Linked DNA regions of Homo sapiens: region 1 is linked to region 2. A link is an interaction called in ENCODE POLR2A ChIA-PET data of the cell type or tissue named here. Cell type or tissue: Panc1. All regions are shown on one strand.

Region 1 (8,000 bases), 62 kb before region 2:
GGCGTGTGCCTGTAGTCCCAGCTGCTGGGGAGGCTGAGGCAGGAGAATGGGGTGAACCCAGAGCCGAAATCATGCCACTGCACTCCAGCCTGGGTGACAGAGCAGAGCAAGACTCTGTCTCAAAAAAAAAAAAAAAAAAAGGAAAATAGTGAAATCTATATTGTAGAGTTGTAATGAGGGTTAATAGAGTAGACCTAGTAATGTTTAGTGACAACATCAAGTGCCCATTAAATGTAGCTATTTTATCCCACTTGGTTTTCCTAAATCCTAGACTTTGGAGCATTGCTGAAGGTATTTTCTGGGCATCCCTATTTAATTAATTTGTGTATTTGTTTGTTTGGCCTTCATAAATGAGATGAGACTCACCAGTCAATTTCTGTATGTTGTGCTAATTGGAATATGCTGATTGGGGATCACCTGCTCCTTTTGCAGAAATTGCCCTGTCTTTTCCATCTCTGCTCACTGAAATAACCTTCTTCTTTTCCTTTATAGATATATGTAATCGACAGTGCAGACAGAAAAAGATTTGAAGAGACGGGTCAGGTAAATAATTCTTTTTTATATCAAAGTTCTTATATATATATATGTATGTACTTTTTTTTTTTTGAGACGGAGTTTTTGCTCTTGTTGCCCAGGCTAGAGTGCAATGGCATGATCTCGGCTCACCCCAACCTCCGCCTCCCAGGTTCAAGCAATTCTCCTGCCTCAGCCTCCCGAGTAGCTGGAATTAGCATGCACCACCACGCCTGGCTAATTTTGTATTTTTAGTAGAGAGAGGGTTTCACCACATTGGTCAGGCTGGTCTTGAACTCCCGACCTCAGGTGATCTTCCCGCCTCAGCCTCACAAGGTGCTGGGATTACAGGCGTGAGCCACCACGCCCAGCCTAGTATATTTTTTAAATACTAATTCTTCTGTTGAGATAGTTCCCAAATAACTGGGTATTCATTAATCAACCTTGTAAATGTGTGAGAGTGAGGGAGGTTTTTGTTTTGTTTTGTTTGTTAACCTTTACAGTTCAAACAAGACAGTTATTCTAGCAAGCAGGCAAAAATACCAGTTGTCTGAAATTAGTTGAGAGTTCTTTAAACAGTTTTTTTTTCCCCCCTCCAAAACGGAGTTTCACTCTTGTCACCCAGGCTGGAGTGCAATGGCACAATTTCAGCTCACTGCAACTTCAACCTCCCAGGTTCAAGTGATTCTCCTGCCTCAGCCTCCCAAGTAGCTGGGATTACAGGCGTGCGCCACCACGCCCGGCTAATTTTTTTGTATTTTTAGTAGAGACAGGGTTTCACCATGTTGACCAGGCTGGTCTTGAACTCTTGACCTCAGATGATCCACCCACCTCAGCCTCCCAAAGTGCTGGGATTACAGGCGTGAGCCTCCATGCCCAGCCTAAACAGTTTTCTAATTAAAGCTTTTTAGCTTTAATCAAATTGAATATATGAGATACAGACAAGTGGAACTTAGCACCATGCCCAAAGGCTCTTCAGGTTTTTTCCCAGGCCATGTGAAAACGAACCCAGAGGAACAAGTCACTTCTCATTTTTATTTACATTTTTCAATACCTACTTAATTGATTCAGGGGTAACTTTGACAAATCTGAAAGGACAGGAAAAAATGCACATGCCAAGGGCTGGGTGCGGTGGCTCGCGCCTGTAATCCCAGCCCTTTGGGAGGCTGAGGTGGGCAGATCACTTGCAGTCAGGAGATCAAGACCATCCTGGCTAACACAGTGAAACCCTGTCTCTACTAAAAACACAAAAAATTAGCCAGGTGTGGTGGCACGTGCCTGTACAGTCCCAGCTACTCTGGAGGCTGAGGCAGGAGAATCACTTGAACCCACTGCAGAGGTTGCACTGAGCCGAGATTGTGTCACTGCACTCCAGCCTGGGTGACAGAGTGAGACTCCCTCTCAAAAAAAAAAAAAAAAAAAAGTTTTTTAAAAAGTTATCATTGCAGAGTCCTTGGCCTGTGTCCTAAATGACCACAGGTGGCCTTCCAAAGGTAGCAGTTCTCATGTTTATGTCCCTTTTTTTGAAATTGAGTTGAGAACTCTCCAGACTTCTGGAAACAACCCACCACCCTTCCATACCCTGATGATTTCTGGATTATCACTCATGTGAAATGAGCTTGGAGGTGGAGGGGGTCCTATGTAGTCATCTGCCTCTTGATCCATACAGTTCTCTTTGAAAGCCCATGTGTTTTAAGTAGCTAAAATGTGGATTTAATGAGGAAAAGGTGGGGCCTATCATTTAAGTACATATACACCCTTTCCTATAGTTTTTGTAAACAAAATCACATATAGTTTAGACCCCAACCTATAACCTAAATATCAGGGACCTTGCCAGATGGACCAATAAAGTTATTTTAGGATGTAGGTTTGATGAAATGTGAAGCATGTGCATGCATGTTTTAGAGATAGAGATTGATGAAACAGAATTATCTCTAAAGTAATTGTCATTTTCAGTTTAAATTTCATACACACACACACATACACACACACACACGCATTGAAAGTTATTTGCAGGTAATAACCTTGGGTAAGTTTTGAATCTCAAACCACTTCTTGTCTTCTCCCTTGAATGATTTTCTCAAAAGTGTTCTATGGGCCAGGTGTGATGGCTCATCGCTATAATTCTAGCACTTTGTTAGGCTGAGGCAGGAGGATCCCTTGAGCCCAGGAGTTCAAGACCAGCGTGGGCAATATATCAAAACCCTGTCTCTACAAAAAAAAATTTTTTTTTTCCAGGCAGAATCTCACTCTGTCACCCTGGCTGGAGTGCAGTGGCATGATCTTAGCTCACTGCAACCTTTGCCTCCTGGGTTCAAGCAATTCTCCTGTCTCAGCCTCCCAAGTAGTTGGGACTACATGTGCCCACCACCATGCACAGCTAATTTTTGTATTTTTAATAGAGACAGGGTTTCACCATATTGGTCAGACTGGTCTCGAACTCCGCCCACCTCAGCCTCCCAAAATGCTGGGATTACATGGGTGAGCCACCGCGCCTGGCCAAAAAAAATTTTTTTTTAATTAGCTGGGCATGGTGGCAATCACCTGAGGTCCCAGCTAGCTGATCAGGAGGCTAAGTTAAGCATTGCTTGAGCCCAGGAGGTTGAGCCTGCAGTAAGCTGTGATCGCACCACTGCACTCCAGCCTGGATGACAGAGTGAGATATTGTCTCAAAAAAAAAAAGTGATCTGTGAATCATCTGTAGCGGAATCACTTCAGGAGTTTGCTAAAAATGTGGATTCCTATGCCGGGCGCGGTGGCTCACGCCTGTAATCCCAGCACTTTGGGAGGCCAAGGTGGGGGGTGGATCACAAGGTCAGGAGTTCAAGACTAGCCTGGCCAAGATGGTGAAACCCCGTCTCTACTAAAAATACAAAAAAAATTAGCGAGGCATGGTGGTGGGCGCCTGTAATCCCAGCCACTTGGGAGGCTGAGGCAGAGAATTGCTTGAACCCGGGAGGCGGAGGTTGCAGTGAGCCGAGATCGCGCCACTGCACTCCAGCCTGGGCAACAGAGCAAGACTCGTCTCAAAAAAAAAAAAAAAAAAAAAAAAAAAAGTAAATTCCTGAGCCCTAGCTCAGACTTTCCAAAGTCAGCATCTCTGGGTTGGGCCCAGGAATCTGCCAGGGGAATCTTATACAGGTTCAAGTTTGATAATCAGACTGAGCACGGCGGCTCACACCGTAATCCCAGCACTTTGGGAGGCCAAGGCGGGCAGATCACTTGAGGCCAGGAGTTCAAGACCAGCCTGACCAACATGGTGAAAACCCATCTCTACTAAAAATACAGAAATTAGCTGGGCATGGTAGTGTGCACCTGCAGTCCCAGCTACTCAGGAGGCTGAGGGGTGAGAATTGCTTGAACCTGGGAGGTGAAAGGTTGCAGTGAGCCGGGATTGCGCCACTGCACTCCAGCCTGGGCGACAGAGCGAGACCCTGTCTCAAAAAAAAAAAAAAAGAAAGAAAAAAAAAAGTTTGAGAATCACTACTCTTGAAAGTTGCTAGTTGATCAGCTTAACTGTTATTTTTTTTTCTGATTAGAACTGCATGGTTGTCCGGGCATGGTAGCTCACGCCTGTAATCCCAGCACTTTGGGAGGCCGAGGTGGGTGGATCACCTGAGGTGTGCAGTTCTAGACCAGCCTGCCCAACGTGGCAAAACCCTGTCTCTACTAAAAATACAAAAATTAGCTGAGTGTGGTGGTGCATGCCTGTAGTCCCAGCTACTCAGGAGGTTGAGGCAGGAGAATCACTTGAACCTGGGAAGCGAAGGTTGCAGTGAGCCGAGATCACGCCATTGCACTCCAGCCTGGGTGACAGAGTGAGACTCTGTCTCAAAAAAAAAAAAAAAAAAGTAGTGTATGGTTAAATATCATAGATGTATAGATTTTAACCTTCCCTCCCTCTCCCTTCTCAAAATCCAGGAACTAGCGGAATTACTGGAGGAAGAAAAACTAAGTTGTGTGCCAGTGCTCATCTTTGCTAATAAGCAGGATTTGCTCACAGCAGCCCCTGCCTCTGAAATTGCAGAAGGACTGAACCTGCATACCATCCGCGACCGAGTCTGGCAGATCCAGTCTTGCTCAGCTCTCACAGGAGAGGGCGTTCAGGTGAGATTACAGGAAGGCTTGGCCACCTGGCAACATGACAGCTAACCGAGGTGGTCTGTCTCATTGGTTGGGCTGATCTTGATGGGCAGATGAGCCATTCCAAGATATGAAGGGCATGGAGGAATTTGGTTCTTTTCTGCTTAGCAACCAATCAGATATCATGAGGTGCCCCAACAGTGCCCCAGGTAAGCCACCCCACATGTGCAGCAAGCTTCCCCTTTGGGAGGGATGTGAGAACAGAAGACTGAGGATTGTCTCTAACTCTAGGATTCTTTGATGATTGATTGGATTGGGGTTTTGTGTTGTGTCTAATATTACGGATGCTAAAATGCCTGTACTTCCAAGGTGATAGCCACCAATAACCATACACGTACTAGTCATCCTAGAAGTGTTTTTGTTTCTTCTGTTGGTTATCTTCCCTACCCCTAGGGTTGGTGTCTGTTTCCTGCTACTTCAGGTTGGTTTCCCACTGGGAGGCTTCTGCTGACAGAAAGCCCCATGCTTTGTACTGAGGAACTGTGTACCGGAAAAGCAGGCTCCCCCTAATTTTTTTTTTTTTTTTTTTTGAGACGGAGTTTCATTCTCATTGCCCAGGCTGGAGTGCAGTGGCACAATCTCGGCTCACTGCAACCTCCGCCTTCCAGGTTCAAGTGATTCTCCTGCCTCAGCCTTGCAAGTAGCTGGGATTACAGGCATTCACCACCACACCCAGCTAATTTTTTGTATTTTTAGTAGAAACGGGATTTCGCCATGTTGACCAGGCTGGTCTTGAACTCCTGACCCCAAGTGATCTGCCTGCGTCAGCCTCCCAAAGTGCTGGGATTACAGGCATGAGCCACCCTGCCCGGCCCTGGCTGCTTTTTAAAACATCAAGGCCAGGTGCAGTGGCTCATGCCTGTAATCCCAGCACTTTGGGAGGCCGAGGCGGGTGGATCACCTGAGGTCAGGGGTTCGAGACCAGCCTGGCCAACATGGTGAAACCCCCGTCTCTACTAAAAATACAAAAAAAATCAGCCGGACATGGTGGTGCACACCTGTAATCCCAGCTACTTGGGAGGCTGAGGCAGCAGAATTGCTTGAAGCTGGGAGGCGAAGGTTCCAGTGAGCCAAGATCGCATCACTGCACTCCAGCCTGGGCGACAGAGCAAGACTCTCTCTCAAAATAAATAAATAAATAAAAATAAACAATCAAAATTTGTCTAACATATTTTACTCCGATTGCACATAGGATGGCAGTCATAAGGCCTAAGGTTATTTTGATGAAGATGAGACCCAAGAAAAGATAGTAATTTTCTTGTGTTTCTGAAAACCACTTCAGCATGAGCCTGTCTAAAAGGTTTAGATGACAAATTTAGAAAGCTGAGAGTAGCCGGCTGTGGTGGCTCACACCTGTAATCCCAGCACTTTGGGAGGCCGAGGCAGGCAGATCACGAGGTCAGGAGATCGAGACCATCCTGGCTAACACAGTGAAGCCCCGTCTCTACTAAAAATACAAAAAAATTAGCCGGGTGTGGTGGCGGGCACCTGTAGTCCCAGCTACACGGGAGGCTGAGGCAGGAGAATGGCCTGAACCCAGGAGGCGGAGCTTGCAATGAGCTGAGATTGCACTACTGCACTCCAGCCTGGGTGAAAGAGTGAGACTCTGTCTCAGAAAAAGAAAAAAAGAGAGAGAAAGCTGAGAGCATCTTGAGGTTGGGGGCTATTATGAAGGTGGGGCTGAAGAAAAGCAATATAGTTTGTGTGCATATTCGTAAGAAAGTGCAAGTACAGCTCTGGAATCTTTCTTTTGCTTGACCAGAGTGTTGAAGAAAAAGCAAAGCGAGAATTAACAGTAAGCCTCTTGTATCTTCCACCAGCCTTAGCGATGTGAAAAAGGAGAACTAGAGTAATCTAGAATCAGTATTTAGAGCCGTGGCATTTAAAGTCAAGGACACTGCTTCAGAGAAGCCTGGAGGTAGAGAGGGATCTCCTGTCATTTTCTTCCCAACCCCCAGCCCTCCCCCAACTCCCATCAGGTGGAGATTAAAGGATAGAACTCCATGCTCCTGGCTGTGTAACCACCGTAGACAGTGCCCTTCACGGGATCTTTAGGCCACAAAAGAGGCAGCAAGCTACTAGGCAGCTAGAGGGTGGGGTTGGGGACAGGCAGGGGAGCACTGCAAAATAAACCAGTTTGAGTGAGTAAAGTGAGATTATTATATATGATTTGATTTTGATAAGAAAGTTCTTCCCAGATTGGGGCCTTCAGCAACCAAGTTCACAGGAAATGATATCAAGAGAGATCCAACAAAAAACTATGAGCAAAAAATAAAAAATGATTTTTGTATGGAGGAGAAATAGTTTGAAGGTCACTTAATTAGTTTAGTAGATAGTACCATGGTGTATAGAATTGGGTAGTTAAGACTGGGATTTCAAGGTTAATGAGATTAGATTATGGTTAATAGAATGATATAAATTTAGAGAATTTAACCATTATTTGAAATGGGTTATTTAATAAAAATGTTAATTAAGAAGGGAATCTGCTGTCTATTGTCCTTTCGTGGTAACCTTTGGGGACTAGAGAAAGGTCATGGAGTTTTGCTGTGGAAGCGCTTTTCACTGTGAGCCACTGGTTGACCGTGTACCTCCCTAAGGTGGTGCCTCTGACCCAAGCTCTTGTCCACACACCAGCTTCCTGGTTTTTGCCTTAAAAAGAGTCACTTAAGTGGAATTCCTTTCCAGCATTGCTTAGTTGAAGTACAGGCCTTTAGTAATTTTTATTTATTAGGGCTAAAAATATTCTAAAACTGAAAGACTTTACTAGAAAAATATCAATAAAGATCGAATGGTTTGAGGTTCACTTTCAAACGTGAAAACTGTGCAATAATTACTGAAATGCCCTAAATTCCTGTTTTTTTCCTCCCTACCCCACCCCACCTCCCCAAAAGCTGGCCCAAATGATTAGGCACTGAATAGGCAAGTCAGGTGACATCTGATTCTAACAACTCTGAAAGAAAATGTACAAAGGTTTAAAAATAAAAAAAGGACCTGGAATTTCTGTTGCAGTTTCAAGTGTTTAAAGACAGACACATACATCGTACATGTTTAATCAAAACATATTTAAGAGACCTGTCTTGTACTGCTTAACAATAGGTAGCCTCACGGGGGCGAGTTAAGGAAACAGCCATGGAGCTGCTAGATGGCAAGCCACGCCCCTCTGTGGATGAAGTAGGGCAGGTACATCACTTCTCATTAGTGGAGTAGCTTAAACACATGATTTGAGACTATGGAAGTTAGTGATTCCTGGGATGGATTTCAGGGTCCCGTTCCACCTGGTGTCCTGAAGGCAGCACATACGAAGCCATTACAGGGGTGGGAAGTACCACGTGTTGTTCACCAGC
Region 2 (8,000 bases):
GCAGGGTGTAGGGACAGCCTCTGGACAGAAAAGGAAAAAAAGAAAAAAGTCATTTTTAGTGACCTACTTTCCTCTGCTCCCCCAGGCTTCTGTCCCTCTTGCCTGGACTGTCCCCCTCCTACCCCCAAGCTCAAAGCAGCAGCCTGGCACAGCGCCATCCCAGTGCGACAAGGCCTCTCCGGAAGCGCTTCTGGGCAGCTGGCTCTGGTCTGACTGAATGGGGAGCTGGGACTCAGGGACCAGTGACTTGTGGGGGTTGATTGGCTGGCATGGACTGGGTGCTTGATGGCTTTGGAATATATAAATGAACAAATTTCTCAAGCTGCATCCCAGAGGACAGAGGAGACCCTGCTCTATTGAGGTGACCCTGGCTCTGGGGAGTTCCTGTCCAACTGGAGACCTGGACTGGACGGTCCCGCCCTGTGCACTCCCCTCAGCTTCCTAAACACCAGAGGCCTGTGTCCTGGCTGTTGCAGCCCAGGGAGCCCTGGAAGCTGGAAGCTCCAGCCCTGGCTGGAACCTAGCTCCCGCCTGGCCTCCCTCTTGGTAGAAAGCCTGGCCCCTGGGAGGCGAAGGAGTTCTCCCCCAAGCACATTTCCTGGCAGACAGGACAAGGGAAGGGTCTGCCTCTGCCACAGGCAGGGCAGGGCCCAGGAGAGCTCTCCAGAGGCCCGGCCAGCCTGCTAGAGTTCACTAACCCATGGGGCACTGGGGCCAGGAAAGCTCCCATCCCACTGGGGTGCTGCGGGCAGGAGCGGGGGAGGGGAAGGGATTTTCCAGGATGAGGTAAGCCCTCGCAAATAAGGATGCCGGGAACAAGGGAGAAAAAACAAAGGGGATTATGGACTCCATTCCTCTACCCCAGAGGAGCAGCTAAAGAAGGCACAGCCACAGCTGGCCTGCCAGCTCCTCCAGCTCTGAGCCAGGGCTGGAAGAGGGAGACTAAGAGGCACAGCTCATGGCTGGAGGACGAAGAAGGGAGAGTGGCTCCTGGGTGGCCCGAGGCGAGAGCAGGAGTCCCTTGCTGCCCACCAGAACTCCCCAGCGGAATGTTCTCTGGCAACAGACATGGGCGTTCTGTTCAGAATCTGCCAGGGAACAGCAGGGGCTGGGGAGAACTCGTACTAGCCTGAAGGCCCTGGCTTCCTCTTCAATGAGGCTCTCAGGAGCTGGCAATTCAGACGATTTGCTGGGTGTCCTTACAAGGGCTGGGGGTAGGGCAGGGGATGGTGAGGGTGCATAGAAACAGAAGAGAAATCTACAGTCTCCTCTCCAGCCTATCCCTGCACCTTGGGGAGGAGCCCACAGATGCAGCCACACAGATACATGCAAGCACACACGCACCACAGGTACACACGCACACATGCATGCACAGACGTGCACACGCACGCACACACATGGTCCCAGAGACGGGACCTGTTGTCAGGAAAAGTCAAACAAGCTTACTTCCTCTGGAGAAGTCAAATCTTCTAAATCCTCCAACATTTTCTCTACAAACTCTTCGGTCAACAGAATCTGTGAAGGCACAAGGCAGGCTTTTATTATTATTTTTAAATGTATGATCTTTTTGCCAACCACCAAGCGTTATACCTCTCTTCTGACCATGGAGGAGAGATGAGCTCACTGTGATCTGTTCAAGGGACACAGGGAAGTGTTTGAGGCCTGTCCCCAGCTGTCATTCCCCCCACACCCTCACCTCCCTGCAATATCAGACTGAGGCATAGAAGGAAAGGGGTCAGGGGACAATGGGGAGGGGAGGGAGGACACTGGGAGAGCTGGGAATGCTGCTCCCAGAAGGGAGATGAACACTGGTGGGGCCGGTAAAAAGGAATCTCAGGAAGAAAAAGGAACAGAAAAGAAAAATTAAAAGGAAAAAAAATTAAATTAAAGCTGCTGCCCAGTCAGGCTCTAGTGTCCCCCTCTGCCCCTCACCGTAGAAGGACAAAAGGAAACTGTTTGGATTTGGAATACAAGCCCTATCTGGAATCTGGAAGTGCCCTGGAAGGTACATCCAAGAATGTCTGAGCTGGAGAATCTGGAGATTGTGGACCAACGTCTCATTTTACAGATGACAAAGGGACTCCCAACTTCCATTCCCATTCACAGTAGCCACATCCTCCCAGGCTGGAAGCTCCCAAGCCCCTGACCTGCTGTGCTCGATCAGCCACTGAGTTCCTCCAGCCTTCTTTGAGGTTCCTCTTCTCTAGGTCACCTCCCAGCATTCCACGTTGCTGTTCTAGTCTGACACCTCATTGCCTCTCGCTTTGATGCTGAGTCTGGCCCCACTATTTGGCTGGCACAAACACCAACTTCATCCGCTAAAGAAGTTTTCACAGCCAATACCAACGTCCAAGGGCTCTCAGGCCCTCTAAAACCGGCCTTCCTCAATCTGCTGGGCCATTCTTCCCCACCCACCCCTCTCGTCAGGCTGCTAGGCAGAGCCAGGCCAAGCTGATCCCAGGTCTGCACCCCACCACGCCCTGGGTGAGGGTGTCTTTCCTCTTCCAACTGTGACCCCTTCCTTCACCCCTCCCCCTCCCTGTCCTTGTCCCCAGGGCCTCCCAGCCTCCCTCCACTGCAGACCCTTCTGTACCCCCAGGCCACAGCTCTACCTGTCTTCTCCCGTACACCTTGAGCACCCAGGTAGGGCACAAAGGAAGAAAGATAATGGGGTGAAGATCCAGGTGAGGGGCTCCTCTGAGGGGAAACCCTCCCTGTGAGGAGGAGAATTGAGAACTTGAAAAAATACCCACCAGGTTTCCCCTGGGAATTGTCAGCTGCCAAGAACAAAAGTTTCCACGCTGTGAGATAACAAGGAAGGAGTGCACACAGGAAGGTGAGCACACAGGACGGCTCGGGAGCTCACAGGACGGAGGTCTCTAAAGCAAGAAGTGGACGGGGTGGAGGAGGGAGTGAGAAATAAGAACACTACCCCCAAGTGAGCAGAAAAGCCGCCATCATACCGGGCATGCTAACTGCTCATCTCCATGTCTCCTTACAGTGGAGGAAACAGGCACAGGCAGGTTATGTAATTTGCTCAGTGTCACACGGCTTGTGAGTGGTTAAGACCATATCCTGATCATGTCTGGACTCTCAATTTAGTGCCTGGAGTACTGCTCCCGAATGCTGAACTCTCACCCCCAGGACACTAACTCATCCATTCATCCTTCCAGGGACACAGGCATGAAGGCAGCTCATTTCCCACCAGGACAAGCACCCTCTTTTGGCTGGCAAGGAGACAAGAGACCCAGCCTTCCCAGGCTCCAAGCCCATAGCAGGAACAAAATAACTCTGACCACTGGTCCACGTCTCCTCACCAAACTCTCTGTTCTAGGAGCTAGGGCCCCGACCAAGGACAGAGACAAGGCTTAGAGACAGAGCAGGAGAGGCAAAGTTGGCAAAGTTCGGGGAGGTGCACCCCTACAGTTCTTCCTAATTCCCCAAAGTGGGACTGGCCGACTCTGCCCACAGACTCCAGCCATACACGTACTCCCTCTCACAGCCTAAGCCCTTGCTCCTCCTACTCTCTTATCCCAGGGGTGTCCTCCCCAAAAGTTCAGTTTCCCCACCAGTTATCACCAGTCTGCTCAAGCAATACAAAAGTTACATTCATATTTTTGGCATTTCCGGGGCTCGTTGCCATCTCTGCAAATGCTAGCACAAACACAAGCATACCTAAAACCCAATTATATTACAATGGCTCCAGTCTGGGCCGGGCTGGGCTAATTTCTAACTCACAAATAACTTGGAGGGAGGGGCTTTCTGCCAGATCAGTAAATAGATGTGGGACTATAACAAGTGCTGGGGGTGAGATGGGGTGGAGGGAGGACAGGAAGAGGGGCAAGGGTTCACAGAGGCTGTGGCCACCCAGTGAGACGCCAGAGTTATTCTTCAAGGAAACGTAATGCCACCAACACTGAGTTCAATTCTAAGCTGGTTCCCCTGACAAAGGTCTGGAACTGGTGCTAAGGAGAGGGTGAGTTATGGTGGCTTTTAGTAGAGCAACGACCATGCGCGGCACCATCTGTGTGTGGACTTATTTTGGACTCGGTTGGGGGAGGGGATGGCCAGATCAAAAATGAGGACAAACCCTAGCTGCTCCTCCATTTTTGCTTTTGGTGATTTGCTGGTTCCCGCTGGAAACTTCACGTTATTTTAAAAGAATTAAAGGGGAAAAATTATACATGAGATCTACATGATATTAAAGGTGACATTCTCTGCAAAGAAACACGACAGACTGTCATAGCTCCAGGCACCTAATTTAATTTCCTTTGGGAGTTAAACCTTAGAAGGTTGGATTGAACAAACAGGCCCTGTTCTTTGTATATTTCAGACCTGGAGCTGAGAATGTTAACAGATCTTATCAACAGGACACTGGAGATAGACAGCTAAGATGGGGCAGCTCCTGGGAGCTCTCCCGAGTAACAGACTTGCCCTTGTGATGCAACTGTGGGAAAAGCCTGTGCAGTTCTGGGGCTTGGCACTCCTGAGGCTCACTGGGTCCCTACAGAGCTGCTTGGCTCTGTCACGAATAATAATGGGAATGGTGATGATAAAAATGACAGTAAAAATGGCCAATAGCAGAAGCAGTACCTCCACCATGTGCTAGGCGCTGTGCTAAGAGCTTGATCAGTGTCATTTCATTGAATCCTTATGGCAGTTCTGCTAGGGAGGTGACTATCATCCCCACTTTGCCCAAGGGTAGGTACCCAGAGGAGACAAGGCTCTGGACTTTTCTTTTTATTTTTTAGATGGAATCTCTTGCCCTATCGCCCAGGCTGGAGTGCAGTGGTACAATCTTGGCTCATTGCAACCTCCGCCTCCTGGGTTCAAGCGATTCTCCTGCCTCAGCCTCCCGAGTAGCTGGGATTACAGGTGACCATCACCATGTCCGGCTAATTTTTGTATTTTTAGTAGAGATGGGGTTTTGCCATGTTGGCCAGGCTGGTCTTGAACTCCTGACCTCAAATGATCCATCCGCCTTGGCCTCCCAAAGTGCTGGGATCACAGGCAAGAGCCACCACGCCTGGCTCAAGGCTCTGGACTTTAGAGGAACGGCTATCTGATCTCATGGTGATAGAGGATGCTCTTTTCCTGTCTGGGGAAGACACCCCAACTGTAGAAGCCTATATAGATGGGGATAACTTCTCTGTCTTCTGATGAGGGAGGTGAAGGTAGCTTTGGTTTTTACCAATGACCTGGAAAATCAGCAGTCCCAACCTCCACCAGCCACACATTTCCTGGCCACCTGCTCAACTTAAGAGGGCTAGAAGCCTGAGAGTCACAGACACTGCTAAAAAACCAGACTGGCCAATGAAAAGGAAGGCAAACCAATGCCCAGAGATGGTTCCCAAGTGGGGACGGTGGGGCAAATTCCCAGGCCAGCCTAGTGAATACATATATCTTGACAGTTCTCTAGCCCAGAAAGTAGCAGTAGAAATAATATTGATAACAGCACTCACTGATATTTGCACTTACCAAGAGCCAGGCAGAAAACACTTATGTTTGTACACAAACAGCCCTCAGAGGGAGGAGACCCTCTAGTAAGAGAGGAAGACCCTCAACCAATCTGAGCAGCACACTCCCCTGGGAAGCTTCTGAAAATATGGCGATGCTAGGCCCCATTCACACTTCCTGAATCAGAATACTCTGGGGTAAGGCCAAGGCCCATGCTTTTTTTTTTTTTTTTTTTTTTTTTGAGACGGAGTTTTGCTCTTGTTTTCCAGGCTGGAGTGCAATGGCACGATCTCAACTCACCGCAACCTCTGCCTCCTGGGTTCAAGTGATTCTCCTGCCTCAGTCTCTCAAGTAGCTGGGATTACAGGCATGTGCCACCATGCCCAGCTAATTTTTTTTTTTTTTTTTTCTTCTGAGACGGAGTCTCACTCTGTCACCCAGGCTGGAGTGCAGTAGCATGATCTTGGCTCACTGCAAGCTCCGCCTCCTGGGTTCATGCCATTCTCCTGCCTCAGCCTCCCAAAGTGTTGGGATTACAGGCGTGAGCCACTGGGCCCGGCCAGGGGCTGGAGTTTTGTCTGCTGTTTAACAGCAGACAAACAAGCTGGGACTACAGGCGCCCGCCGCCATGCCCGGCTAATTTTTTGTATTTTTAGTAGAGACGGGGTTTTACTGTGTTAGCCAGGATGGTCTCGATCTCCTGACCTCATGATCCGCCCGCCTCGGCCTCCCAAAGTGCTAGGATTACAGGTGTGAGCCACCGTGCCTGGCAATTTTGTATTTTTAGTAGAGATGGGGTTTCTCCACATTGGTCAGGCTGGTCTCGAACTCCCGACCTCAGATGATCCACCCACCTCAGCCTCCCAAAGTGCTGGGACTGATTACAGGCGTGAGCCACCGCACCTGGCCAGCACTTGTATTCTTAAGTGGTGCCCCAGGAGATCATGGTGAGGGGCTGCTGGGGAAATACTCAGGCCCACAGGGAAAGGGGGTTTGGGCACAGGCTTAACCAACAGGGGTGAGTTGGTGGCTGTAGCTTCACCACCATCAAACGGGCTGAGCTGCGAGGGGGGCAATGGATCTTGGTTACCCCCAGTTCCCACCTTTGGCCAGGGAGGGGGGCTTGGAATCTAGGCCAGCAGCTACTCCAGTGGGCTCACACCAGCTGCCTTAACCAGCTTGGCTGGGTGGTGGTGAGGGAGGACTGTCAACAACCTCCCAATTCCCCAGGCCCCAGCAAGTTCCAGAAAGGAACCCGAAAAGTGATCTTGTGTCAGTGCCTGCCCTGGGCAAGCCAGGCTGCACTGCAGGCAGGGGCCCAGCTGCTGCAGATCTGACGCCGATTCAGATGTCTGTGGTCAATGATATTTCTGAGTCTGCAAAGAGTGGCTGACAATGCCCACTCCTTCCCTTTGGTATGACAATCCACACTTTGTCCAGGGCATTGTTTGTTCTTCATGTTGACACGTTGTACTTGCTTCCCAACAAATTTGGCTTTCTTTTCCCTCCCTTTCCTCCTCTCAGGGAAGGAAATGTGTTGTTTACAGTGGAAGAGCCTGCCAAGGAGCTGCTCTGGCACCCACGATGGCAGTGGAGGAGGCAGGGACGGGGAAGCAGTCCTGTCTGCATCCCTTCCCTCCCACCCCCACTCCACAGGCCAGACAAAAGCCAGAAAACAGCCTGGAGAACACCCCCAACCCAGGTCAGGGACAGAGGCGTGTGGTGCGGCAGGTAGCGGGCTGCAGTTGGGGCACAGGTCTCGCTCATTTCCTGTTCTTAGTGGGCGGTGAAAAGTTGGCTCTGGTGGCCAGAAGCGGGCTCAGACTCCTGCTCTGGCTGTGGGCTGCCAGGGACACAGGGCGGCATCACAGTCCTTTCCTACAAGGGAGGGTACTTCCCCAGGCGCATTGCTGGGCTCTAAACCTTAATGGGTGTCCCCCTGGACAACAAGGTCTCGGGGCAGTCCAAGCAAAGGTCTCCAGGGAGAATAAGTATGCCTGGGTTCACCCGTGGAAGGAGGAACAGTAGAGGCACCAAAGAGGAGGTGCCCAGGGCATGGGCTGGGGATTCCCAAGTCATCTTCTACACAATATCCAAATGGGTAGCAGAAGGCAGGGCTTGCCCAGAGGAGAGCTCGGCAGCACCTTCCCAAGCCTGGCCTGGAGCAGCAGAGCCCACTTGGAACAGCTGCTGGGCGTCTTCTCCCACGCCTGGGGCTTCCCATCAGGACTGGCAGAGAATGGCTGGGACTAGGGGCGCAACCTGGGTGAGCTGTCAGACACCACACAGCTGAGAAAGCATTGCGGGGCCTAAAACAATATTCTCATATTTGGTGATGTGACCCCTATGTGACCGCTGGGGCTGAGACTTATCCCCCTTCAGATCAACCCTGGCTGGGGACGGATGAACAACTCAGCTCTGGGCCGGGCTCCCGCTCAGAAGACTAACAGCCCAGTGTTGACAGGCTCAAGGGAGAGAGGCTTGTTAAAGCCACCAGGATGAGGAATGCTGGGGGAAGGAGGTGCAGGAGCAGACCTTGGCAG

What was found. Peaks named below come from ENCODE experiments on the same cell type or tissue, not always from the same donor. Only the 100,000 strongest peaks of a DNase experiment are listed, where the experiment ranks them.
Region 1: POLR2A ChIA-PET joins it to region 2 with 10 read pairs; 7 of 35 experiments call an interaction of 5 or more read pairs at or near these places.

Annotation. Positions count from the first base shown.
Region 1 is chr10:102,682,436-102,690,435 of GRCh38, reverse strand. It overlaps ARL3 (ARF like GTPase 3), which reads left to right. Exons shown (of 6, transcript NM_004311.4): 4 at 493-543; 5 at 4,435-4,620. Among named protein-coding and RNA genes, the nearest start is that of ARL3, 28 kb to the left of the region's middle. In Panc1, no CTCF peak of the experiment used is centred here; no DNase peak of the experiment used is centred here.
Region 2 is chr10:102,620,690-102,628,689 of GRCh38, reverse strand. It overlaps SUFU (SUFU negative regulator of hedgehog signaling), which reads right to left. Exons shown (of 12, transcript NM_016169.4): 11 at 1,447-1,515. Among named protein-coding and RNA genes, the nearest start is that of TRIM8-DT, 18 kb to the left of the region's middle. RefSeq lists an enhancer at 1-231. In Panc1, no CTCF peak of the experiment used is centred here; no DNase peak of the experiment used is centred here; H3K27ac peaks cover 1,545 bases.